Regions from separate parts of the Mus musculus genome. Here regions 2, 3, 4 and 5 are each linked to region 1. A link is a loop called in an ENCODE intact Hi-C map of the cell type or tissue named here. Cell type or tissue: heart. All regions are shown on one strand. Region 1 overlaps Ptprb (protein tyrosine phosphatase, receptor type, B). Region 2 overlaps Myrfl (myelin regulatory factor-like). Region 3 has its middle 8.8 kb from the start of Gm10747. Region 4 overlaps Myrfl (myelin regulatory factor-like). Region 5 holds the start of Kcnmb4 (potassium large conductance calcium-activated channel, subfamily M, beta member 4).

Evidence for each region. Peaks named below come from ENCODE experiments on the same cell type or tissue, not always from the same donor. Only the 100,000 strongest peaks of a DNase experiment are listed, where the experiment ranks them.
Region 2: it touches region 1 in a loop (6-fold over the local background); 25 of 42 quality-filtered maps call a loop at or near these places.
Region 3: it touches region 1 in a loop (7-fold over the local background); 6 of 42 quality-filtered maps call a loop at or near these places.
Region 4: a loop joins it to region 1, with 8 times the contacts of the local background. A loop is called at or near these places in 14 of 42 quality-filtered maps.
Region 5: a loop joins it to region 1, with 4 times the contacts of the local background. A loop is called at or near these places in 15 of 42 quality-filtered maps.

What each region holds. Positions count from the first base shown.
Region 1 is chr10:116,327,634-116,332,633 of GRCm38, forward strand. Ptprb (protein tyrosine phosphatase, receptor type, B) reads left to right here. Exons shown (of 32, transcript NM_029928.2): 8 at 317-583; 9 at 3,576-3,839. Among named protein-coding and RNA genes, the nearest start is that of Gm26495, 10 kb to the right of the region's middle. In heart, a CTCF peak has its summit at 2,988 (motif pointing right); no DNase peak of the experiment used is centred here; H3K4me3 peaks cover 921 bases; H3K27ac peaks cover 579 bases.
Region 2 is chr10:116,846,203-116,851,202 of GRCm38, forward strand. It overlaps Myrfl (myelin regulatory factor-like), which reads right to left. Exons shown (of 25, transcript NM_001033333.3): 3 at 3,165-3,232; 4 at 2,823-3,066; 5 at 2,074-2,165. Among named protein-coding and RNA genes, the nearest start is that of Myrfl, 48 kb to the right of the region's middle. In heart, no CTCF peak of the experiment used is centred here; a DNase peak (open chromatin) is centred at 2,749.
Region 3 is chr10:117,030,971-117,035,970 of GRCm38, forward strand. No RefSeq gene overlaps it. Among named protein-coding and RNA genes, the nearest start is that of Gm10747, 8.8 kb to the right of the region's middle. In heart, a CTCF peak has its summit at 3,037 (motif pointing left); a DNase peak (open chromatin) is centred at 3,031.
Region 4 is chr10:116,891,711-116,896,710 of GRCm38, forward strand. It overlaps Myrfl (myelin regulatory factor-like), which reads right to left. Exons shown (of 25, transcript NM_001033333.3): 1 at 4,908-5,000. The coding sequence starts at 4,953. Among named protein-coding and RNA genes, the nearest start is that of Myrfl, 2.7 kb to the right of the region's middle. In heart, a CTCF peak has its summit at 2,271 (motif pointing left); no DNase peak of the experiment used is centred here.
Region 5 is chr10:116,470,624-116,475,623 of GRCm38, forward strand. Kcnmb4 (potassium large conductance calcium-activated channel, subfamily M, beta member 4) reads right to left here and starts at 2,900. Exons shown (of 3, transcript NM_021452.1): 1 at 2,563-2,900. The coding sequence starts at 2,898. It overlaps Kcnmb4os2 (potassium large conductance calcium-activated channel, subfamily M, beta member 4, opposite strand 2), which reads left to right and starts at 2,540. Exons shown (of 3, transcript NR_130644.1): 1 at 2,540-3,764; 2 at 3,862-4,010; 3 at 4,143-4,364. In heart, no CTCF peak of the experiment used is centred here; no DNase peak of the experiment used is centred here; H3K4me3 peaks cover 2,987 bases; H3K27ac peaks cover 1,838 bases.

The DNA of each region.
Region 1 (5,000 bases):
GTAAAAAAGTTCTCTAAAGGATCAGACTTTATTATGCAAAATTCAAAGCCAAAGCTCGTTAGTAAGCATTATCTCACTGCAGACCTGAACTGACTGTGATTACTTGAAAGCTGATGTAGGAGCCACTGTTTGAAGTGGTTGAACCCTGTAGAGGAACAGGTGCCACAAGGAACAGGGTGAAAACCTCACTGCAAAACCAAAGAAAACCTGTTGTGGTTGTTGTTATTTAATCAGTCTCCGTTTTTGACCCCTTATTCTTACCGTGCCTTGGCTGACTAAGCACAATGTGTTCCATCCTCTCTCTACTGTACTTTAGTGCCTGCCCAGGTGACTGACCTGCACGTCAACAACCAAGGGATGACCAGTAGTCTGTTCACTAACTGGACAAAGGCACTGGGAGATGTAGAGTTCTACCAAGTTTTACTGATCCATGAAAATGTGGTTGTCAAGAACGAGAGTGTTTCCAGTGATACCAGCAGATACAGCTTCCGCGCCCTGAAACCCGGCAGCCTCTACTCCGTGGTGGTGACCACGGTGAGTGGAGGGATCTCCTCCCGGCAGGTGGTGGCGGAAGGAAGAACAGGTAAGAAATGCAGATAGGCCTTTGTAACTTACAGAGACCTCCGTATGTGGAATTTTTAAACGTCCTAAAGTCAGGCCTCTCTGTTTCCTTCCTAAAAAGCCAGTTTTCCGTGCCAGGAGTACCTGGAATTGAAACTGGCTGATGGGTGAGAACAGGAGAGAATACTGAACCTTTCTTATATCTCCAGTAAACACATCTCAAGTCATGATAACCACTTGGTGTCTGAGCCTTTTCTAGTTGGGAGCTGTTTTCCTTTAAATTTGTGTTTTATTTTTCAATTAAGGTAAAGAAATAATCAACTATCTTCCACACACATAGTCTTATTTTCAAGACAGAGAAGCAAGATGATATCCACTTGACAAGGTCAAAATTGGGTTGATGTAATTCTCAGGTGGCATTTGTAGAGTCTTGCTGTGTTGCCCAAGTTGGCTCTGAACTCTTTGGCTCCTACCAGCCTCCTGCCTCAGCCTTTCCAACAGCTGGGACCACTGAAATATAAAATGTGCCCCTGTAAAAGTCACATATCTGTGTGTTGTAAGCAACATCATCGAATGTTCGCTCAGTGTTGTATGTCAACTAAACACTGCTTCTTACAAAATAGGATGTAACCTAAGACGACAAATAAGTATCATTGTGGCTATCTTTGTCAGAGAGGCTCGGCACCAGAAGAGGAAGGGGAATTTTTCTACCTAATCCATTGAAAGTACATAACTTATTATTTCACACAATATGTGAAATTTATGTTCCGAGTTTCTTAGGGAAAAAAAATACAAAAGCCTAACCAAAGCTTTGATAACTATGGCTAAACTCAGAATCAGGTCAATAAACTTGACCTCTTAATGTTATGTAATCATTACAAGCTGGGTTTCAGGGGTTCTCAGTCCATAAACCTAACACTCAGATATTAATTACCAGCTGTAGTGTCATACAAAAATCTCTTTCCAAAATCATCCATCTCACCGACTTCATTAACCCAGAAAGCACGGCTTTCTTTAGCTCTCAGGGAGTGGCTGAGAAACTGAAGCCAGGGCTCTTGGTCTCAGTAGAAGCTCACTGATGCGTGCCAGTGCTCTCATTCCATGACAATAGACACTGTCACCGGTGTCTTTCCTGACACACTCTTTCTTCTCTTGTGCTAGTTACTGGCACCGCACTTTAGTGTGGTACAGTTAAGAAGAACTTGGCATACATCTTCCAGTGAGTTGCATCCTGCATTGGTCTGGTTAGACTGAATGCCATCCTGTCTCAGCTCCTGATTGGTCAACTCTTTATATGGGTTCTTCTCCAAGTAGAGAAACTAGGGACCCAGGCTCCTGGGACCCAAGAGTTTCCTTCCTCTGGGTTCTCGTAGCTCTCTCCACTTCTCCAGAGAATAGGGGTACAGCTCAGACATGGCCCAGATCATTAGGCCTGGACATAGAGAGAGGAAACATGAGACACTACTGTGTACAGACAATGACACACACAGAAGCCCCCTAGCCACACTACTGTGCACACACAGTGACTACAGATTCAAGGAGCTCCCTGCATTAGTACAGTTTTTACAGAGCACACTGTAAAATGATTCAGTGATAATCATTAGTAATTCCTTCAAATACTCGATATATTGCTCAATATTCAAGTGGTTTTGAACAGTCTTCTACTTTCTCAGATAGGCTTCCACAGAGTTGAAACAAGCATGCAAGAACATTTGCAGCCTAGATCAAATGGGAGGAGCTAAAATTTAAAGCATCATCTATTCTATCCATCTAGTCCCGATCTGAGAAAAACGTTCATTCTAGAGAAATACCAAGTAACTCTTAAGTCTATTTTGTCCTAATCAAGTGAGTTATGCTTTTGGCAAAACTCTTCTTGGTAATTCTATGTTTTCTAAACAGCCTGTGCACGGCTCATCAATTGTGTGTGTGACAGACTTGGAGCTTAATTCATAAAAATCAGGAAGTATTAGACCATAAGGACTTGGAGGCTTCACTGAGGTCAAATCCTATCTTTTGCATGCAATGTAGTGGTCCTGTTAACTATATGAAAATAACCAGCTGAACGTTAAACCGCCCCTGATGAAAACAAGCGTGCAGTCTGTGCACACTCTGAGAGTTCGGTCTACCATCACCAAAGGCAGTTCTGTGTCCTAGCGCTTACCTCCGATGCATAATGAACATTTTATTCAACACTCCCCAGTTACTAATTCCTCATTTCTACCTTGTAGCCAGGAAAAACCTTAAGGTTTATCTGTTCCATTTTTATACTTATGAAAAAACACAAGCTTCTTGGTGGACATTTGTAGCATTGATCTCTAACTGATATAAACAAATGGTAATATTAACACCAAAGAGATGGTTGCCCAGTCAGTCACAGCAGAGAAAGCTGTGACCAGAGGGGCAGGCTTCCAGCATGCACTTTTAAGCTTGTGGCCACTAGAGGGCAGAAAACGCTTTCCAAAGGGACAGCAGGGCCTCCCGCTGTGCTTTCTATTAAATTCGCCAGAAATAAAAAACACATGAAAGTCAAAGGCAACACAGTCTAAATTCTTCAGAAAAATCCATGGAATTTTTTCTCTTTTGCCCTCAAGTATCTTTGTTTTTTATTTGTTTGGGTGTTGTTGTCGTTTGTTTGTTTGGGGTGAGTTTGGTTCAAACCGATTCATTTGAACTGCTAAAACGTGTTCCCTCTCCTATTGAGACCCTCTTGGCTCATTCACAAAAAATACCCCTGAAAATGTCTCCCCTCACCTAGAAATCCCATAAAGTCACAGTGGCAGCGTGCGTGCGTGGATCCTGAGGCACCTAAAAGCCCTCCTTGTGTTTTTCTTTCATCAGCCCTCGGATGGAAGAGAGTTTATCTTCCTAAAGCCACTTGGGATCCTGGTATCTCCTTAACTTCCAGTCCAATCAAGTCAGCCCTCCCAGCGCCCAGGTTTTATTGAATGCAATGGTTAACTCAAACTTCTTGCTTTGTTTTCTTTGACGACTTTCCCCCTGGTTTGAACTCACAGTCCCGTCCAGCGTGAGTGGGGTGACAGTCAACAATTCTGGCCGGAATGACTACCTCAGCGTTTCCTGGCTGCCGGCGCCTGGAGAAGTGGATCACTACGTGGTGAGCCTCTCCCACGAGGGCAAGGTGGATCAGTTCCTCATCATCGCCAAATCTGTCAGCGAGTGTTCCTTCAGCTCCCTCACCCCGGGCCGCCTCTACAACGTCACTGTAACCACCAAGAGCGGCAATTATGCAAGCCACTCCTTCACCGAGGAACGGACAGGTAAGGATTATGAGGGTACAGGGCCACCACGGAGACTGTGAGGCTCCGGGGCGTCAACAACTTGCAGTGATCCTGAATAAAAAGGCCGTTAACATCACAAAACTGCCCAAGAATCTTCCTATTCTGACTGAAGAGACTCGGTACCTGATTACGTTTGCAGGAAGACTTCCCTACCTTTCTTTTTTTTTTTTTTTTTTTTTTTTTTTTTTAAGATTTATTTATTGGTTATATGTAAGTACACTGTAGCTGTCTTCAGACACTCCAGAAGAGGGGGTTATGGATGGTTGTGAGCCACCATGTGGTTGCTGGGATTTGAACTCCGGACCTTCGGAAGAGCAGTCGGGTGCTCTTACCCACTGAGCCATCTCACCAGCCCCTTCCCTACCTTTCATAGTTGGAATTCATATTATATTTAAATATAGAATAACAAATATTTCTGTTTTAAGAGTGCTTTTTGGCTACTGGAATGTGGGTTCACATGCATTAACTAATTAATCCTTACACGTTCCTTTCTGAGATGGGCGTTATTATTCCCATTTTACAGATTAGGAAACCAAGTTTTGGTTTGGTTTGGTGTTTTGTTTTTATTTATTTGAAACAGGGTTTCTCTGTGTATCCCTGGCTGTCCTGGAACTCACTCTGTAGACCAGGCTGGCCTCGAACTCAGAAATCCGCCTGCCTCTGCCTCCCAAGTGCTGGGATTAAAGGTGTGGGCCACCACTGCCGGGCCTGGAAACCAAGTTTTAAGACAGCTAAATCATGTGTCCAACGATTTGTTACTGATGAGCAGCCACGAGTTTTAGATCTTGGACTTAAACTTAGCTCTGTTCCATTCCAGAGCCTAAAAGTCTCTTGGTTTTATAATCTTTCCCAAAATATGTGATGGTCAAGACTACTGTGCGTCCTTTGAACACAAGGTAAAAATGTGACCCTTTGTAGTCTCCAGACTAGGGAGCAAAACTCTCAGCCGAGGATGGTCAGGTCTTTGATGTCCTGGAAGGAACTAAATATAGAGAACCATGACTTTAGATCCACTGGTGCTTTCTGAGGTGTACGTCTGAACTTCCTGCTCGAGGCTGACGTCGTTTTCTGTCAAGTCTTTTCCACTAGACTCTGGGGTGACTCTTGCACATGAAACTGTTCTCTTTCATACAGGACAAT
Region 2 (5,000 bases), 520 kb after region 1:
CTATATTTGCATGGCAGGATCCTATATGTGCATGGCAGGATCCTATGGACTGTGATGCATGACTGAACGAACAGGAAAGATGTGGGGAGCAGGGTTGCATTCCAGCATTCACTTGGCTCTGCTTTCTGACCATGGATGCAACTTGACCGGAAGCCTTGGACTGGTCCCGCCATGTCTTCCCCATAGCGACAGGGCACAGCCGCAAACTGTGAGCCAAAATGAATTGCTTTGGCTTCGTCAGGCACTTGGAAACAATGTGAGAATAGAACTATTACAGCAAAGCCTTATGGGTTGATTTAGAATATCATCACTCATTAAAGATATGTATATGTACATACATGCACACACTCATACATATATACATACACATACATACATACATACACACACATATACATATAATCTGACTCCTGATAATAAGACTAGCACAGGCTTTTCCTTCCAATGTCAAGTGTTGTAAGGGCCCTTGGTCTCTGCATCACCAAATCAAACTGCAGATCTCCACCAGAAAATGTATACCAAACTTACCAACGCTATGTATCTGAACTAGCTAAGTCTTTAATGTTTTTTGTTTGAGGGCTGTTTGGCCCTGAAAATTGCTTCTTTTTCATTGCTTTCTCAAACAGTTATCTGGAACTGATTCCCTTTAGCAAGCTTTTCAATGTCCTTTAAAGGGGACTTAAACAAGGGACCCAGGAGCTGCTACCTGCTGGGGACAGTTCTGTTCTTCCTCTGAGCTTCCTTTGAAGATGGTGAGAAATCAATGCCTATTCTAAGAGAACAGCAGAAAACCATCCCGGAATGAAGTTTAACTCTGGAATGGCCAAGACTAATTGAGAAGCACTATGGCCCTTTGAGGAACCTCTTGGAAGATCTGAATGGCTCGGTGTGGTGTGCGTCATCAAAATAGCTGGGGCATCCTCAAAATAGTGAGCAAAGAGTTCCCTCAGCTCCCTGGAAATGTGATCCGTGTTTCTATTCTAGCTGTGCATCAAACCCTGAAGAAACTAGGGTAACCTTGCATGGAAAGGCAGACAGAGGTTCTCCATCCAAAAGCAGGGATTTAGTAAGCACCCGGCGCTTCAGTGGTCGGGGAGAAAAGGCTAACTACAGGAGGTCATAGATCAGTGAGACAGGGAAGGAAGTAGTAAGAGGGTCAAGACTCAACTTGAATAGAACTGATGTCCATGCTATCCTAACATGACCGCTCTCAGAGATGACCACATTTGGGACTTGGCTAAGAGGGTGATGTCATTGTCTTTACACAACCACAAACAACAAAGCCACGTACAGACTCGTCAATGCCTGAAACCAGTGGTCTCTGAAAGAGTCCTCTCCTACCACAGGGTTAGTTAAGGCAAAGCGACCTCAGCTGATAAGAAGCAGCAGCCCCTCCTCTCAGAACATGCATCGTGAGAGCTTGGGAACAGGAACAGGAGGAACCCCTGGGTTTCTCACAAAACCGACTCCCAGAACGTGGGATTTATACACTGAATTTGGGGCACGATTCACACTGCACACATTTGAATGTTTCTAGTAGCATGCAGGATTGGCCTAGAGTATTATCCCTTCTCCTAAAAATTCCAGCAGTTCACCTTCAGATTCCAAAGGACCAAGCAAGCTTTTGCCAACACCATCCCTTTGAGCTCAAAACAAATGCACTACATGTTATATAAGATAATGCACATGTAGATACATACACCCGACCTATACTTGAACACAAGAAAGTTACAGAAGGTGACAAGAAAACAGGCAGCCAATTGGCTCTTGGAAGCTCTGTTTATACCATTTCCCTGGGTTGGAGCCAGTCTGTCTGAGACATGTTTCTCCTAAAAGAGGAAGCATTTTACCTGAATGGGAGAGACAGAGCAGCAGGTGCCCCGGGGGCACCTGTGTGACTGAGCTGCAGGAAAGATACATCAATGGGACTGGAATACAGTCCCAAAGCCTATTGTTTGTCTTCTATGAGAGGGAACACAGCTGTGTGGAGCTGCTGAGAGTCAGGTCAAAAGCCTTCACCCGACAGCCAAGGCTTTCATGCCTTGACTTTGTCACAAACCCACACTCGCTCACTTGGTCTGAAGTAGTGGGCCCATGAACTACAGTCCCACGAGTCCTCTTGTATCTGCGAGTGCTTTCTCTTCTTTGTCGGGGGTAACGAGGATCTAAAAGTTGAGAAACAGAAAGGTTAGTTAGCCACTTGGCTCGTTGCACGAGAGCAAACTTGAGTTCCCCAGACCTTTGCTCTCTGATTTCCCAAGTCTAATTCCAGTTCTCTAAGGTCTCTCGGGCGCTACTGTTCTAAAATGTAGTCTTTCTATAGACAACCAATGGAAGATCCACCTGCCTGAAAGGTATAGTGTCAAAGCAGAGGAGACACGGACTGAACATGCAGGTGTACGTTTTACATCTATGAGTTCTCTTCGCACAGAACCTGATCACTTTCACAGATGGCCCTGGCTTTGCAGAGAAGGAAGAATAGAGGTCAGAAAGAGGAAAGAAGAAAAAGAAACCTTGATTGACAGTTATCTAAGACCCAACTCAAACTGCCCTGCGGTCCTCTGCTGGAAGCAGCCTAAGCAAGCGGTGCTTCATCCCGCCACCTGGGGTTGTTATACATATTCCTGACATGTTAACTTTTTGTTAGGTGAGGACCGTGAATGGAGATTTTTAGTGAAGACTGTCTAAATCAGGAACAGAGGTCCTCATGGTCCCTTTGTACGCCTCCACACTGCCACCTGCTGGACAGGCTGCCGTGGTCCCTTCTGGCACTCCAGCTGTGGATGCTGAAGTGATTCCAAACTAAATATCTTATGCTTTACCCAGGAACGTGGCACAAAGGCTGCTGGTGGAAAGAGCAACTCGTCCCCAACCGGGAGGGCCCCGTTTGGTGCCGGCAGGTGGCGGGGTGACTGGATTCCGGGTAGCCGTTCTGAAAACTGCTGTGGGTTTGGCCAGCCATGCTCTGGGATGGATGCTCAGGCAGGGGCCCGGGTGCTGTGGTGGAGTGGAGAAAAGCAGCTGGGATCCTCCCTGCCGGAGGTCTCGGGGTCCTGCAGCATGCGCCTGCAGGGGAAGACAGGAGAGACAGGTACCTCTCATTCTCACTGCCGAGACCTGAGTCAACCATACATGCAAGGTGCTATGTGGATGGACTCACTCACCTTTGACCTGTGGAGGAGAGCGTGGGTCGGATGCAGAGTAAGGTGGGGTGTCAGGGAGCTGCCGTTGCCTGGGGATCAGAAATATTGCTTTTCTTTTTGTTCTGTTTTAGTTTCATCTCCTGTTTTAGTCACTGACAGGAGGCAACCCCCCGTGGGCAGCACTCAGGGAGGAAAGCTAAACTCAGACTGTGCCATGTGATGGGGTTGGGCTTCAAGTACCAGTTTTCTCTTCTCCTCTCTAGACCCCTGACCCCACACCACACACACACACACACACACACACACACACACACACACACAGAAATCATTGCCACACCCTCTCCAGAGAGGATTTGTGAGACTTATGGAAATGTCCACAAAGCCTGAGCTGCAACGCTCCAAACTTATGTACACTGGAGAGGTAAATGTTGTCACTGAAGCAAGCAACGGTCTTCCATTCATGTAGGTGTGGGCGTGTCCCAAGAGCTCTTGGAAGTGACTCAAGGGTTCCAGAAAAGGAACATCATAAAAGTTTGTTTTCATCTGTCACCATTTGGGGGCTTGGAGGAGTTAAGGAGGGGGAGGGGTGATGGAGAGGCAGTGGGGTTAGGATATAATGACACATCTGTATGAAAATGTCATTATGATGTCCACCACTTTGTATGCTAAGTTTAAAAGGTAAATTTTTAAACAGAGATTTTTTTAATTAAGTTTTATCTTCAAACTGGCTCTTTAAAGTTTATTTGCTCTCTATTAACCAGAAAGAGAGAATATATATCAATCTTTATCAGTATAAAGAAATACAGAGGTATGAACGCTAAAAGTTTTAGAGTACCCTAGGCTAGACCAGCACAAACTGAATTTCAGCAATACAGTGGAAGCAGAGATTGGATGGCAGGCTGAGTTAACAGAGACTGCCTGGATCTGGCACAGAGGGCATCCAGACTTGACAGGGAGACCGTCCATCAAACAAAACTCAGGACACTAAAGTCGCCTCAAGCTTCAAGCTTAGAAGACGGGTAGAGTTGGAAACAGGATAGGATGTAGGTAGAAGGAACATCTAGGCCCTTGGGTAAGCCCCCTGTCTTAGTTAGGGTTTCTTTTCCTGGACAAACATCATGACCAAGAAGCAAGTTGGAGAGGAAAGGATTTATTCACCTTACACTTCCACACTGCTGTTCATCACCAAAGGAAGTCAGGACTGGAACTCAAGCAGGGCAGGAAGCAGGAGCTGATGCAGAGGCCACTTACTGGCTTGCTTCCCCTGGCTTGCTCAGCTTGCCTTCCTATAGAACCCAGGACTACCAGCCCAGGGATGGCGCCACCCACAATGGGCCCTCCCCCCTTGGTCACCAACCAAGAAAATGCCCCACAGCTGGATCTCATGGAGGCACTTCCCCAACTGAAGCTCCTTTTTCTGTGATAACTCCAGCTTGTGTCAAGTTGACACATGAAATCAGCCAGTACACCCCCATTGGTCACTCCAAAGCTGAGAAGGTTTGTTTTCTGAGGAAATGAAGCCAGGAAGACTGTAGTACAGATGACCAGTCACAACTCAGCCTGCCAGCATGAACACGGAAGGATGCATCACAAATCTAAATACTGACACTGGGGACAGACCTCTGTGGGAGAGAGCTTGCTTAGCATGTGTTAGGGACTGAGTTCAATCCTCAGCACTGCAGAAGAAAGAGAAATCTCAGTGCTGAACTGTCGGGCCCTTCCTCAACTCCACTCTGCATACATCTAAGCAGATTTTAACACAAGTGAGAAACGGGAGTATTATTCCCAAGGAACAGTGAATGAGCTGTGGGTAAGGAGGGGGCATGTCCTTTTAATGATATATGATGAAGAAATTGT
Region 3 (5,000 bases), 700 kb after region 1:
GACCAGCAAGCATGACTGTGACTAGTGTTCCAGGGATTTATCACCAACTTCTTGCTATGGTAATCTGTTCTTCAGGGTCCCCTTTTACCTTGGGATTCTCGGTCATTTAGAAAGATCCCCTTCTGACACTCACAGCATTGAACCTCCGACTTAACGGTTTTGTCAGTCTCTTCAGATGGTTTTTCCTCTCTGATGCTTCCCAGCCTTCACCATCTTCCTTCTCCCTGGCATTTTCCATCATTCCTTCACATACACACACACACACACACACGTGCATGAGCACACATGCACATACATATGTGTGTACACGTGCACACATGTGGGTGCACACATACATACGCATATGCATGTGCACACATGCACACATGTGCACACACATGAGCATGCACACACACATATACACATGCACACAAGTGGGTACACACATGTGCACACATGCATCACATACACATACACACATGCACACATGTGCATCCACACAACACACAGCATCCCAGGGCAGATCACCACAGCTATGAATCCCTCATCTAACTCATTATGTATATCAATGTCCTCCAACACAATGTGGAACCAGACTTTTAAAATTTTTTGATTGCAGTCGTTCTCCCCACTGTGAGTCTAGAGGACTTAGAACACTGGCTTCAAAGTTGGAAGGTTTCTTAGGACAGCCGCTCTCCCCAATGCTGGTCCTATATCAGCCAGTTAGGAGTAATGCAAGTGTAAAACCAAACACAACACCCAAAGAAAATGCAAATCAGAATCTAACCCACCTGCCCGCCCCTCCTCACAACCCGCAACCTGGTCAACAGCAAACACCAATCAATGCCTGTGCAGCCCAGGACATAACCAGGGATTATCTCAGGCAGGGACTGCAAGTCTTTCCAGACTTTTGGCCTTAGTCCTGTGAACGCAACTCTTAGGACAGTTTTCCCGTTGATATGACTGCTGAATTGGAAAAAACCCAACTAAGCAATATCAGGACTCTCTGATTGCACATCTTACAAAATCTAGAAGACCCCAACCTTCCCGTAGAGCTTTTGAACCGTAATCCAACTTGAATCCCTCACCACACTCTACGCTGTCCCTCAGCATCTCTGAGTATGCCGTCAGCATGTCCCCGACTGTGGCAAATACAAAATTCCCTAAAAAACCTCACGTGAGCCAGACCAGATATTAACTTTTTGTTTGAGCTTCTTTGTTTCTGAATTTTAGAAGATGGGCCCAATTCTACCTTGTGCCCCAGGTGCCAATGGTGCCATGGAACTCTCTTCTCTGAGCTTCTAATTTCAGGACAATTGCCTCACAGAGATGAAGGGGAAGTACATTTTGTGTCTCGAAACAAATAAGACATTTCTAAAGTTGATTTTGTGCAGAAATTCTATCCTGTTCCAAGTTCCTTGGGTAGTGGCTCTGCATCAGATGCGATCTTGCACCCAGGAGACACTAGGTAGTGTTGAGAGATGTTTTCGATCATCATACTGGAAGTGTTACTGGTACATAGTGGAAGAGGCCAAAGATGCTATTGAACACCCTGTGATGCACAAAATCAACTTTAGTGCTGGTTCCCTAAAAGTTTAGTGTACCCAGAAGCAAGCATGGTTCCGTTTGTCTGTCTATCTGACTGACTGTTATTTGTTCAGGTATTGATGCTGGGTTTTGCCAGTACACAGAACAGTGCACGGGCCTCCTTGTTACAGATATTCAGCTTCTACACAAGAGGCCAGTTCCTGATGCCAGGGGGAACCCTGCTCTACTGACTACAGTGCTGCCCAGAGAGCAGTCTACAGGGACGGGGGTGGGAGTGGGAGGGTGGGGGTTAGGGGGCTCAGTTAGGGCAGGGAGGAAGAACAGCCATGCTGAATGAGATGATGGGTACCAGAGGAAGTCAGCTTTCATTTTGTTTCTTATGTGGTTGTAGTCGATAACTGTTATTACTATTAACAGTCAAAAAGAATGCAGGGGCTTTGATATCTGGCTTGAGTCTGTGGACTTGGTTGTTGGCCACCTGTGGCAGGGCTTAGTGTCCTTAGGGGTGGCTGAGTGAGGCAAACAATTGAAATTTTAAAAATATATATATGAGGGACCCTCTAGAGACCTTTTTTTCTTTTATTATATGTTTTTATTGGTTTATTTAATTCTTCATTCATTTCGTGTGGAGACAGAGGGTAGGCATGTGGAGATCAGAGGGAAACATACTGGAATCAGTCACTTCTTCTGCTATGTGGATCTTGGGAATCCAACATAAGCCACCAGGCTTGGCTGCAAGCACCCTCACTCGCTGAGCCATCTCGCTGGCCCATCACATCAGCCTCGACCACACTGCCTTTGCAGTGATATCCTGAGCCCGCTGTGTCACCAGCGTCACGCTAAGGCCTCAGCACCACAGTGAGAACCCCGAGCATCAATGTCAGCCTTCCTGCTTCCCATCAGTAGTTTCATGTCTAAAACCTCCAAGGTTCGAGGTCCCAGAAGTTCAAGGCCACACTGGGCTACCTAATGAGACTATAATTAAAAAAAAAATTAAAAGGCAGAAGAGATGGTTCAGTGTATACTGTATATATGTGTGTGTGTGTGTGTGTGTGTGTGTGTATGTATATGTATATATGTATATATATATATATATATATATATATATATGCACTGAACTATATATATATATGATATATATATAAACATATGTTAAAAACATAACATATATATGTTAAAAACATTTACTATATACACATATATATAATAAATAAAACACATCTTAGGAATTAGTGGTGTTGCCCTTCAGGGAGAAGGCAGGAAACCAGATCCTGGCAGGAGACTCTCTGGTTTGAATGGAATATGCCCTCCTACAGGTGGTCAGGTCAACTTCCGCTCCTGCCAGGGAAACCAGGCAGCACCAGCTCGAAAGGGGGTTTCTTTCTCAACCTTAGCTGGAGGCTTCCACACCGGCAAGCAAGACGTTTCTGCTTTCTCCCATCTGTCTACCTATGAATCATAAATGCCACGCCGGTGTTGACTCCCAGGGCCAGGAGTGCCCCCTGGTGGCCATATGACCAACTTATTTCTCTTCTCCTGGTGGGTAAAGCCAGCCAGCTATCTGATGAGCTACACAACTCTCTCTCCCGCCCAAAAGCAATTATTTGGATGTTGATGACTAATAATAAGCATTTACCACGATCCAAATGTGTCATCAAAACCTTACTCAGACTGTCCCCTTTAAGACTCACAAATTCTATGATCTATGATAATATCCTGCAGTTCACAGTTCAGATTGCTTGTCTCTGGGACACCTAGACCCCTCTTATATATTTTAAAGATATGTTATGTGTACGAGTATTTCATCTGTATATACATATGTGTACCGCGTCTGATGTGTGATGCCTGCAGAAGAGGATTCTGGATTCCCTGGGACTGGAGTTACAGTTTGTGCGCTGCCATGTGGGCGCTGAGAATTAAACCCTGGTCCTCTGGAAAAGCAGCCAGTGCTCCTGACCGCTGAGCTAGCTCTGCAGCCCAAGAATACTCTTAAAGACACTTTCCACCAAACACTCTCTACCTTCCATTTTGACCCATGATTCGTCTCTGATTTCTACAGATTTGCATTCCCAGCAACAGGTGGTTCTTAGGGCATCCAGGTCAGCTTGACCTGGAGTTTACGCCAGCATATCCCCCCCCCCCTCCACCCGTCCCCACTCCCGTGTCCCAGAATGCCCCAGGGTACTACCCAGAAAGAGCCAAGGTTTCTAAGGAACAGGTCACGTGGGATAGGTCAGATGGGGGTGGGAGGATGGCCTGAATGCACCGTTCTCCCTGCAGGTATTTTAGAAGGGACCGCTGGGGACGTGGGGCTGCCTCACTTCCGGCACTGGATATTAAAGAGCCTGGTCTTAGGCTCAGAGCTTGCTGAGCCCTGGACAGTCAGAAACCGGGCCTGAGATTCTGGGGGAAGTTTTGCTATGGGGATGTGGCTCTCCCCACAAATCTTTCCACTTTTCAGTTTCTTCAAAAGCATTTCCCTCTTGTTGAAGCCTCTGGGCCTCACATCAGGACTGAGACACCTCCTGCCGGATGCAGCCACTGTCTGTGCAGGTCGGAGCTCATGACCAAGAGCTCTCTCATGTAGAGTGTCCAGTTGCGACTTGTCTCAGAATTTGCAAGTGAATGTGAGAAATAATGAAAGAAAAGGAGGGGGGCATGTCTACCTCTCGAGTATGGAAAATATTTTTATTGTAGATATAAAGGAGAAAGTAGGCAGAGGGAAGAGTCCAGGCCAGCAGGACCAAACCGGACTGCGAGAGGGGTGGAGTGGGAGGGGTGGGATGAGGGAAAGCAAGAGAGGAGCCTCGGGCTAAGGCAGCCCAGGCCAAGAGGAAAGAGAGTAAAGGGCAGACAAAAGGACCGGGAAACCAAAATGTCTGGATTATATAAGGAAGCGCAGATGGGGGGAGGGCAGCCCAACCCCTGGGCTGAAGAAGTTTAGGGTAGCGGGGCTGGGTATGCAACAATACCCTGTACCAGATAGGGATGAAGGATGCTGGGAGAGCCTGGCAGCCATTTGTCTCTGGTTTAAGACCTAACAGCAAGCCTGGGAACAGGGAGTCTGAGAGGGCCTGCCTGCTGCTGCCTGCCTGCGCCTGTCTTCCAGTGTTTTCTCAGTAACACAGCAGGGACTCCACTAGAGCCAGCACTAAATTGTGACCACGTGGAGGGCAGCCACGTTTTGGAAACTCAGTCCCAGAGCCCCTGCAGGAGGCCTTACCTTCCCATCTTCACCTAAAAGCAGAAAATGGTACTAGCATGTAAGGAGCAGCCTGGGCGTGGCATTTAAATAATACTGTATAAAAAGCCCTCAATGTGGGGGACGACAAGAGAGCAGCTATTATTATTAAAACTAACTGCAGAGTCTGCCGAAAGTAAACCTTTTCTCTTCTTTTCTTTTCTTTTCTTTTCTTTTCTTTTCTTTTCTTTTCTTTTCTCTTCTCTTCTCTTTCTTTCTCTTTTCTTTTCTT
Region 4 (5,000 bases), 560 kb after region 1:
ATTATTGTTAATTGGGTTGCGGACTAGGGGTTGGCAAACATTTCCTGTACAGAGCCAGATGGTAAATATTTTAGGTTTTACAGCCCATATGGCCTCTGTTGAAACCACCGGACTCTGCCACCATAGCATCGAAGCAGCTGTAGGCAGCACGGACATGATCAGATGTGTTCTAATGAACTTTCTCGGCACCCGAAGGCTTGTGGCTCTCTGCTGCACATCAGCAAGAATACCTGTGATGATAAGAGTTGTTTTCTCTGTAGTCCATAAGAAGTCTAATACTAAGGAGCACAGCGATATAATCTTGTGTTGGTGGTGGTGGTAGTTTACTTGTTTAAAACATACAGAAAGCCAAATTTGGTGAGACATACCTGAAATTTCAATGCTCAGGGACCTGAGGCAGGAAGATGTACAGTTTGATGCCTATCTGGGCTAGATAACAAAGTATTATTCACAAAGACAAAACCAAAACACCGTGGACAGTAGCAAGCACTGAATAGTGAGATCATAAACTAACCCCCCTTATTGGTTATTCTAGGTTAGTGGCTGTGTATTGAACAGTTAAGTTCCAAGACACAGGAGAATCTGCCAGAAACCAGGCTTAACTCAAAGTTGGAAAGATGACACCTGTAACACCAAGGCAATCGATGAAAACCTTCTCTTGGGAGGGCTTATCTGGGGGAAGACACGAGTGAGCCTAATAGGTTTCAGACGTGGTGTGTGCTGGTGGCCGAGGTCCGAGCTGCACTCTTAATGACGCATTTTAAATTCGAAATCGCCTTCACTTTAGGGATCCCAGCATGAAAGAGAGGAGGTCTGCTCTGCATGGCTCATGCCAAGACCACATGGTTTCTAACTAACTGCCCACACCAGACAGAAGCAGATAAGCCTAAGTCACTCATGCGATCTGGCTGGTCCTTTCTGTCATTGTCCCATCTCCTGGAAAGCATATGCTGTCTCCACCCAGCTGTGGCGCAGACAAGACAAGTTCCCGCCTGTTTAGAGTAACTTTACACTGGAGGCGATGCTGTTTAAAAATCCTAGCTGCAGAGAGGAACAAGTCTGCCCTTAACAAAGGTAACCTTTCCCTTCTAGAGGTGGGAGATGGTCTCGGGACACTTGCCATTTGTGCCTTCGGTACAAGCGCAGATTCTGCTGAGACAGAAGAAAGCAAGAAGGGGAGCTGATTGTTTGAGACAGGAATGAAGTGGCGATCGCAGTGTGAAAGAAAGGCAATCAATAGACTAGCTGCTGGTCAAGGTACCCTTTGCCCACAGGAAAGTCTTCCCCAGGACCCAGCACCATCAATGGGCAGTATCTGTCCTGAACACTACACCTGGTTGTTCCCAGTTTCTGATCCTTCTCTTGAAAAGCCAGAAACATCAGCCAATTAGAGTCGGTATCTCATTTTGGAGAAATAATATACAAGGGCCACTTAAGACAACGTGTATCCTTGTCTGTCTCATGATAATGGAGTCTAAGTCTTTCCACCAATGGTGACTCTCTGCCTCTACTTTCTCTGGTCCGTTCACTGGGCCATTCTGCTCCTGGGCAATTCTTTCTTCTTTCCCTGCATTTGGACTTGCGGAGTGCCTCAAACAGAGCTGCAATTCCACAACCGCTGGATGACAGGATCAGGGGCTTGTGCTGCTCTTTCACTCTTTGGGTAAATATTATGGAGCAACCGCTGTACGGTGCACAGTGTCAGCGTGCTGCAGCAATTGCTGTATGGTGCACAGTGTTAGCATGCTGCAAGCTTTGTCTCTTCTCCACTCCACAGAACTACCTCACCTTCCCCGAAGCCTTTCTAGATTACTCTAGGTACTTTGGCCATTGGTTTCCTGTTCCAGAGCTGCCTTTATTTTCCTGAACCTTTCGTTGCCATGGCATTCTCAAACAACTTGTATTCGGCACAGCGGTTCTCAACCTTCCTAACGCTGCGACCCCTTTAATACAGTTCCTTATCTTGTGCTGACCCCTCCCCCACAACCATGAAATTATTTTCATTGCTACTTCATAAACTATAGTTTTTGCTGCTGTTATGAACTGTAATGTAAATGTCTGTGTTTTCTGATAGTCTTAGGTGAAAGGGTGGTTGGACAACACCCCCACACCCCCACCCACACCCCCACTCACCCCCTCACTTCCATCCCCACCCCCACCCCCACAAAGGATCACGACCCACAGGTTGAGAACGACTACCATAGCAGCTAGTTCTGCCTTCCCTGTGTCTTTACTGCCCCCTTGTGATAATGGCTGCCTGTGGAAACAGAAACAGAAACCATTCAAAGCTTGGATAGCAGCTTTCTAGGGAGGCTGTTCCAGATAGTCCCTGCCCTTGCATAGCTTGGGGTTTACCCCCACAGATGTCCGGGGGAGCTGGAGTTTCAGTATTCTAGTTTAAAACAAATACCAGCATCAGCATAAATTTTGACTGGCAAGGCTTTTAAATTCAAGAGTATACTGTCAACTTAAATTCTTTAATATCAAAATTCTTATGAGAAAAAGTGTCTTATTTAAGACAAAGACTCCAAGGAAAGGAGAAAGATTGCTTTCAAGTGTACAATGGTTTGCCAAGAGTTTTATTGTTTTTTCAGACAGTGATTGAATAAAAAACAAAACACACACACACGTATTTTGGGTCAGTGGTAAGTTAAGGGCATTTGCTGCCGTTGCATACATACATGTAAGCAAGCGCTCACACATACACCTAAACTAAAAATAAATCTTTAAAAATTATAGTTTACGTATTAAACAGTACTACAATAGAATGGTTTGACGTCGTTTTATCAAAAACGGGGGGAGGGGAGAGAAAAAGGGGGAGATTTTCAGGTTATCAAATCCTTTTTAATCACTGTTCAAAAGTAGGTTAGTATGGCACATGTATTGACTGATCACGTCCAAGTCCTGTTTCACTCGTAACCAATGAAATTAAATGGAAGATGACATTTGATTCAAAACAGCGAGGGATTGAGAGGCATCTGGTTGCAACAGCAGCCCCCTCATTACACCATATCCAATGTTGCTGACCTTGTTCTAAAGAGGCTTTCTGCTCCTTAAGGTTTAGGGAAAGGCTATTATGAAACTCTAAGGGACCGGTTTCATTCAACACCCTGCAAGTTCCTCTGAAGGAGGTGGAGCAGACCGGACATAAACAGGCACTTGGCGTTTGCTAAATAGTGGAAGGAATTCTTTTAAATTGGCAGCTAGCTGTAGTGGTCAGGGTTTGTGCCTCTGTTTCCCCAGAGATTAGCGTCTCTCCTGCTACACACTCAGAAGAGGGAACACTGCGCATGGAGAACGGGTTCCTTCCTCATCAAAGAGGCTGTGCAGTTTAGTTTGAGGCTGAAAAGGAAACTGTAATAACGATAGTAATAATAATAATAATAATAATAATAAGTAGGTACTATGTAGAATACATGTTCCAGTAGCTATAGAAGAGGTTTATAGAAACAGCATTATAGAGAGCTCTGTGGCAAATGGGTCTAGCCAGTGAATTGTGTGAGGCTAAAAGCTCTTCCGGGAAAAGCAAAGACCAGAGACCGGGTTTCTCAGTAGTAGAAGGAGAGAAAGTCTACCTTTTGCGTCTACAGGATGAACGATGGTTTCTCTTTCAAAAGAAATGTGTCCGGGCAACTACCACAGGAAGCACACACCAATCAGGACCCAGGTAATGGCATCAGTGTGTGGGGCACACACCAAGCGGTACCCAGGTGATGGCATTAATGTGTGAGGCACACACCAAGCAGGACCAAGGTGCATGATGTCAAACCTGGCCTCTGTTGCAGGCAGGACTCCAGGGGGCCGAATGCAGGCTCAAAGGAACACAGTGACTCTCACAGCTTCATTTGACTTTCCTGCCATTTCCAGCAAAATCTAAACCACAGAAATGACCTCATTATGCCTGCTCCTTTTGGCCGTGACCCAGAGTCTTACAGTGCCTTTGATGGGACCTGCCTTCTTTAGCATTGGGCCTTAGTTCTTTCCAGTCTTTACAAAGCTCTCATTTGTCACACACTTTACAAAACCCAACAAAGTCCAGGATCCAGTTTTCGAGCGTGCTGCTAACTGCCCTGGAGCGAGTGCACCCTAGACCACCCTCATTCACCTTCACGGAAAAACCCTGGACCGTGTAAAAGCTTGGCCACTTTTCCTTTCCAGAGGAAGTCTGAGCCCGGCTAATTGAAGCCAGGCTAACACTGACGCTCCCAATCATACATCAAAAAAAGGGTGATGGAGGCAAGGTCTTCCTAACACGTCCGAAAGACCCACCATAAGAACATTCTCCCTATGAACTGTGAACAACTGTGCCGCCATGTTGGATGTGGAGCAGCGAGAAGGCCTGTGTACTGACGCTGCTGTCAGTCACACTCATCAGGGAGAGGTTCAACTGCAAACGCAAACAGCCGTCCAGCTTCATGTTTTTAAAGTGTTATGAACAAGCAGAAAGATGGGATCAGGAAGTGGGCGTTCCTTTGCTGTCTTCGGCTGATTTGAAGTTAATTATGTTAAATTATACTAAGACATTTTAATTAAAATCCTACCCTTTTTGTTACATGGTATTTAGTCATCTCAGCGAGAAGACAGAGCTGGCATTTTTAAAGCATTTAAAGGACAGAAGGAGTGAGCCCTAATCCATTCAGACAGGTGATAATCCAGGTGCCCACTCGACTCTTAATGAGGAAGAAACCTAGGTAAGATGGAAGCCTGGATTTGAAAAACAATTAGCCATATCTCTGATTTTTGCTATCAACGAAGCGAGTAGAGCCTGTACTTCCCTACGCAGGAGTTATCTGATAGTGTTCTTCCAGGGGCGAAGCGTAAGTGGACTCCGCGGCGCAGAGAGTGAAAGTGAGTGGAGACAGAGACAAGGCTCAGAGAAGAAACCGTGGTGCCCAGTGGGCTCTTACCTTCAAAGAACTGCTGCAGAGCCTCGTTTTCACCCAGCACATCCATGGTGCTGGGGTTCTAATGGCTGCTTCCTCTTCCAACAGGAGCTATGA
Region 5 (5,000 bases), 140 kb after region 1:
GGATTTGATGAAAAACGTAAAGAAACTGAGCAGAGCATAACGATACTCTAAAGGCCAGCACTTGCCTCACAGTCAACGGCTCAACCAGCTGTACATTTGGACCATCTGTCCCCTCCCTGCCTTGGGCTGTATGTAATACTTTGAGCACAGGCCCAGGAGAAGATGCTTGCTCTATGTAGATGAGAGGTGGTTCCCTAACAGTTTCTTGGGATGCCTGGGTTTGGAGAGAATGTGAGAAGCAGATGGAAGACGAAAGGAACAGACTGGAAAATTAAAAGTAAGTAAGGGAGGGCATAGCTCAGCGTAGCCGATATGCAACAGGACTGGGCAGTGGGATTGTCTAGGCGCAAGGACGCCACAGAAACTCAATCTTCTTACGAGTCTGACCCTAACATGGTGTTTCGGTGCACTGAGATTTTTCCATTACTAAAGTGCTTACAAAAATTTCCAAATTGAACATCTAATTGGGGGAAAAAAAAGTGATGTTTGTTCTATAAATACTACAATACATCACAATTTGGACAAAGAGATGCGTATTTGGCAGAGGAAATCTTGCATAAATTGATGGAAAGGTCATTTATCACCCTTCCGGACCATTAAAGATGTCATTTTTTCCCAGTTCTGACCACTTCGATTTTTGTTTGATACTTCTTCAACTATTGATAAGTTCTTAACTGGCATGGGGGGGGGGGGATAAGATTATTTGCAAGTGGAGAGAGAGAGAGAATTTTAATATTACATAAAACATTGTGATTGCTTCCAAGTTATTTAAGAATCGATGTCCTAATGATTCCAACTTATCCCTGTTGCCAGAATCCTGCAAAACTGCCTGGAAACTTTGGTTGACTTCTGTGGTAAATCCTAACTTGTCTACACCAAAATTAGATATTAACCATACAAGTTAGAATTTACCTTGTAAGAATGTATATGCACATATATGTATGTATGTATACACATATACATATGTATACACACACACACATATATAATTGATTAAACGACTATCTCAAAAATAATTAGCAGTGTTTCACCAACTATGACTACACCTGTATGGCAAACTACAGAGCACCTTCCAAATCACTAAGTTACTACTTGACACCTTTCTTAGATATTTTTCACTTAATTCTGATTTTTACAATGCTTTCTCAAAGCCACCAGACCTCTTATTAAATTCTCAAGCACTATGCAGATTAACCCACATCTGTTTTTGAGACCGATCACTTCGGCAAGACCTTGGTCCTTAGAGACTGGATTCCAAATGTTCACGTCTACACTTACTGTTCTTGGATTAGCTCCATTTTTAAAAGCAAACGAGCCTCCGTGCACTAGCGGGAGACTTTTCCATTGAGGAGTCCATCATATGTTCAAAGACTAGTTTCTTCTAACTTTCCAAATAAGTGAGTTACGCCCGAGTTTCTCTGCACAGCGGTAGTGATCTTGTTTAAAATAATGAATTCCGATTAATCTATCTGGTCACATTTAAGAGAACATGTTCCTGCACGCACAGGACTCATTTTCTTTGGAATGATTTCTGCTTGTCTTCCAGCACAGCCCCCAGGAAGTACAAGGACTCAGTAACTTGAATATATATACACACCTTCAGCTGGCAGCAGAAAGGAACACAGGCATCAAAGAACCCTCCTGCAGAAGCAGGCACACTGCAAGGCTCAATTAGTTCACGGACTGGGGACACAGCTTTTTATAAGTGCTTTCCTACCCCGGGGAAGTTTTCTGAGTCTCCCTCTCTGCTCTCCAGAGGCTAGAAAGTCCTAACCAGGTTTTATCTATTTTTTTCCCTCTTTTTTTTTTTTTTTCCTCCCCTGTAACAACAAAAGAAGTTGTCAGGAAACCGCTGCTTGGTATATGTCATCAAGGGCTTTCTATTTTCGGTAAGTTGTTCTCCTACTTACTCCTTAGTTACAGCTTCTCATTGTGCCCAAACACTCAGAGTGGTTAGGACCCTTCAGCCTCCACCACCAGCACCAAGCAAACCAACCCGACCTCATCAGAATCTCTTCTTGGATTCCTCCTGATGGCTGTTGACCCCACCCTCACCATCCCAAGTCTATCTGTAGACCTCAAGTTAAAAACTTCAGTTTAGAACTAAAATTCAAAAGTCACTTAAGATACTTTCCAGAAGCGAAGAGACCCCTTTAACCTCTCAAAGAAGGGAGTTCTTGAGCCCCATAGAAGCTCAGGCCATATACTGGAGTACCTGGGTCCTGGGCTATCCCATGGCTACATTGGAAGGAAAAGTTAACTTTCTTTGCTCCTTGAGTTTAGGCAACCCCTTCCCGCAGGCGCTGGACCTGGGGTGGTCCGGAGCTCAAAAAAATCTAAGAACAGAAAAGATCTGTTTGCAGAGAGGCTCGCGTACCACCGCCCAGTAGGCAAACACACCCCGAGGTCTGGAGCCCTGGGCTCCAGGGATGCGTGCATGCACCTCATGCCTCCCTCGCATCAACTCCGAGCGAGGACAGTGCACTCGATTCTTCCCCTGGGGTCTAACCGGGACGTTGGCCCCGAACCTGCACTGTTAGGCGGGAGCTCCCGCGCGCTTACCTTGGGGTTGGTCAGGAGCTGGTGCTGGTCGCTGTGTAGCAGCGCCCTGGAGTTGGACTCGGAGTTGTTCACGTACACCTGGACGCAGGGATACTGCGAGGTGCCCCTGCAGTCGGTGCCACAGGTGAAGGTGCACTCGAACACCTCGCCGATCTGCTGCACCGACAGCACGGTGCAGTTGGCCGCCGTGGCTTGCAGATCCTGCAAGGCGGGACTGAGCCAGCAGAAGCCGAAGATGAAGAGCGACAGGATGCCGGAGACGATGAGGAACAAGCCGAGCCGGATGCTCTTGTCTTCGGCTTCCGTGTACTCGTAAGACACCCTGAGCTTCGCCATCGCCCCCCACTCTCCACGGCTGGCGCGCTCCCCGCCCCCTCCCGCCCCCGGCGCCGAGCTCAACCGCCTCGGGCGGGAGGAGCCGCCGCCGCCGCCGCGCGACAGCAGGGGAGTGGGCGGCGAGGGGGCGCGCGCGAGAACAAAGGGGCCGAGGCCGGCGACGCCCCCGGCGGCGGCGACGGCGCTGCCCGAGGCCGGGCTCCCGGGTGCCACCGCCGCCTCACAGCGTCCGGCACCCCGGGGCTCCCCGAGCCCGCCCCCGCCCCCGCGCGCTCCGCGCCCCGCGCCCGCCTCCCCGCGCGCGCCGCCCGCCTGCCATCGCCGCGGCCGAGCGCCCGGCGCCCCGACGCTGGGAGCGACTGGGCTGCTGAGCCCTGGCTCCGCGTTGAGCGAGGCTGCTCCTCCCCGCCCTGGGCGCCGCCGCCCCGCCCCGCCCCGCGCCGCGCCCCGCAGCTCCCGTGGGCGAGCACCCGGGCCGCCGCGAGCTGCTCTCGGAATCCTCGCCAGATGCAACCTGGAGAGATGGCGGAGACGGTCGAGGCGAACGCTTAGCACCGAGGGAGCGTGGCTGGGGAGAAAGTTAAAAGAGAGAAAAAAAAAATTTTTTTAAGTGGGGGAGGATGGCGTGAGCGTGCGAAGCGGGAATCTTCAAACTCCGATCCGGGGAGCTGCGGGGCAGCAGGCGCACCGGCAAAGGGAGCTCCGGTGGCGGCGAGCGACAGAGGGCACCGGCGCGGACGCGGGGGGATGCCCACAGGCGAGCGGCCGGGAGCCGGAGGTCCCCGCGGATCCCACGCCGCCACCGGGACCGTGCAGGCTAACACGATTGGAGCCTTGAGCGTCGGTGGACTTTCCTGGAAAAATAGGTGCCAGACAGCGGGAACGACCCCTAGGGGGTGGACGCAAACAGGTGGCAAAGCCTGGCCTCGGGCTGGTGAGAGCAGACTCTGTTGGCCTCTTTAGGAATATTGCCACCCTTAGCTGGCCCTGAGATTTGCAGGTGAGCTTTTTCTGGAGCTCTGTGCAAGGCGACCGCGGCTTGCAGACACTTTGGAACTCCACCCTATCGATGTACACCTTTATTCAGCCTCTATTCTCCTGACTTTTCCTTTGTAAGTTTAAATTTGCTTTTTACCTACATTTTTTTAAAGATCATAAAACCAAACTTGAGAACTGTTTAGAGCTGCGTTTGGAAGAATAAAGTTGTTGTTGTTGTTTTAACCCTCCTTTTCTTGTCTTTCAAGTCCTAGATGAATGAACTCAGGCTCCTGATGAATAACAGTTGCCAAGTCATGGAAATGTTAAGCCCACTCTACCAGACTTCAAACCCTTTGGCTGGCACTGACAGAGTTCTGGCATGTTATGCTGATGGGTATTTCCAAACAATGGTAAAGGAGACCTTTAGTGTCTGTTTTTCTTAATGAATAAAAAGGCTGCAGGACTTGGAAAAACTTTAAAATCACAAAGATGTCTCAGTGTCGTCTCCGTTTGAGAGCAGACACTGTATTTTTTGTTTGTTTGTTTGTTTGTTTCTGCCTGAGATTTCCCCCCCTGTTGGCGTCAAGGCATTTGTTAGGCACACGCTGGCTATAAAGAAGAGAGCTCCAAAGCTGAAGCGTCTTAACCTGAAATCGCAAATCTTCGCTGAGTGTTTTCCTTCGACAGATTCCAGATGCCAATCCTCATTTCAAAAAAGCAACCTCTTCTGGGATTGGAGATGGGGACGAGGGGTGGGTGAATAAACACGGAACAGGGCCGCTAAGGCTAAGGGACTAAATAAAGTAATTCATGCAACGTGCAGCAAGCCCAGGACAGAGCCCTAAGGGTAACGTAACACCATTACCTTACACACTTCACAGTTCAGTGTCTCCTGGGCGCCTTAAGTGTTGTGAATGAAACAACAGCAACAACAACAACAAAAACTGCTTACAACCTAGGAAACCAGGGCCAGGGAGTTCTGTCTTAACTCAAATGTTAGTTCAGTTACTTTCTTCATTGTTTATTCTCACAGGGATAGAAGCTGTTGTTCTCTCTCCAGCTTTGTGTTATTCAAACATTTCATTTTGATTCTTTGTTTTCCTATATAAGTTGGCTTGTCTTCT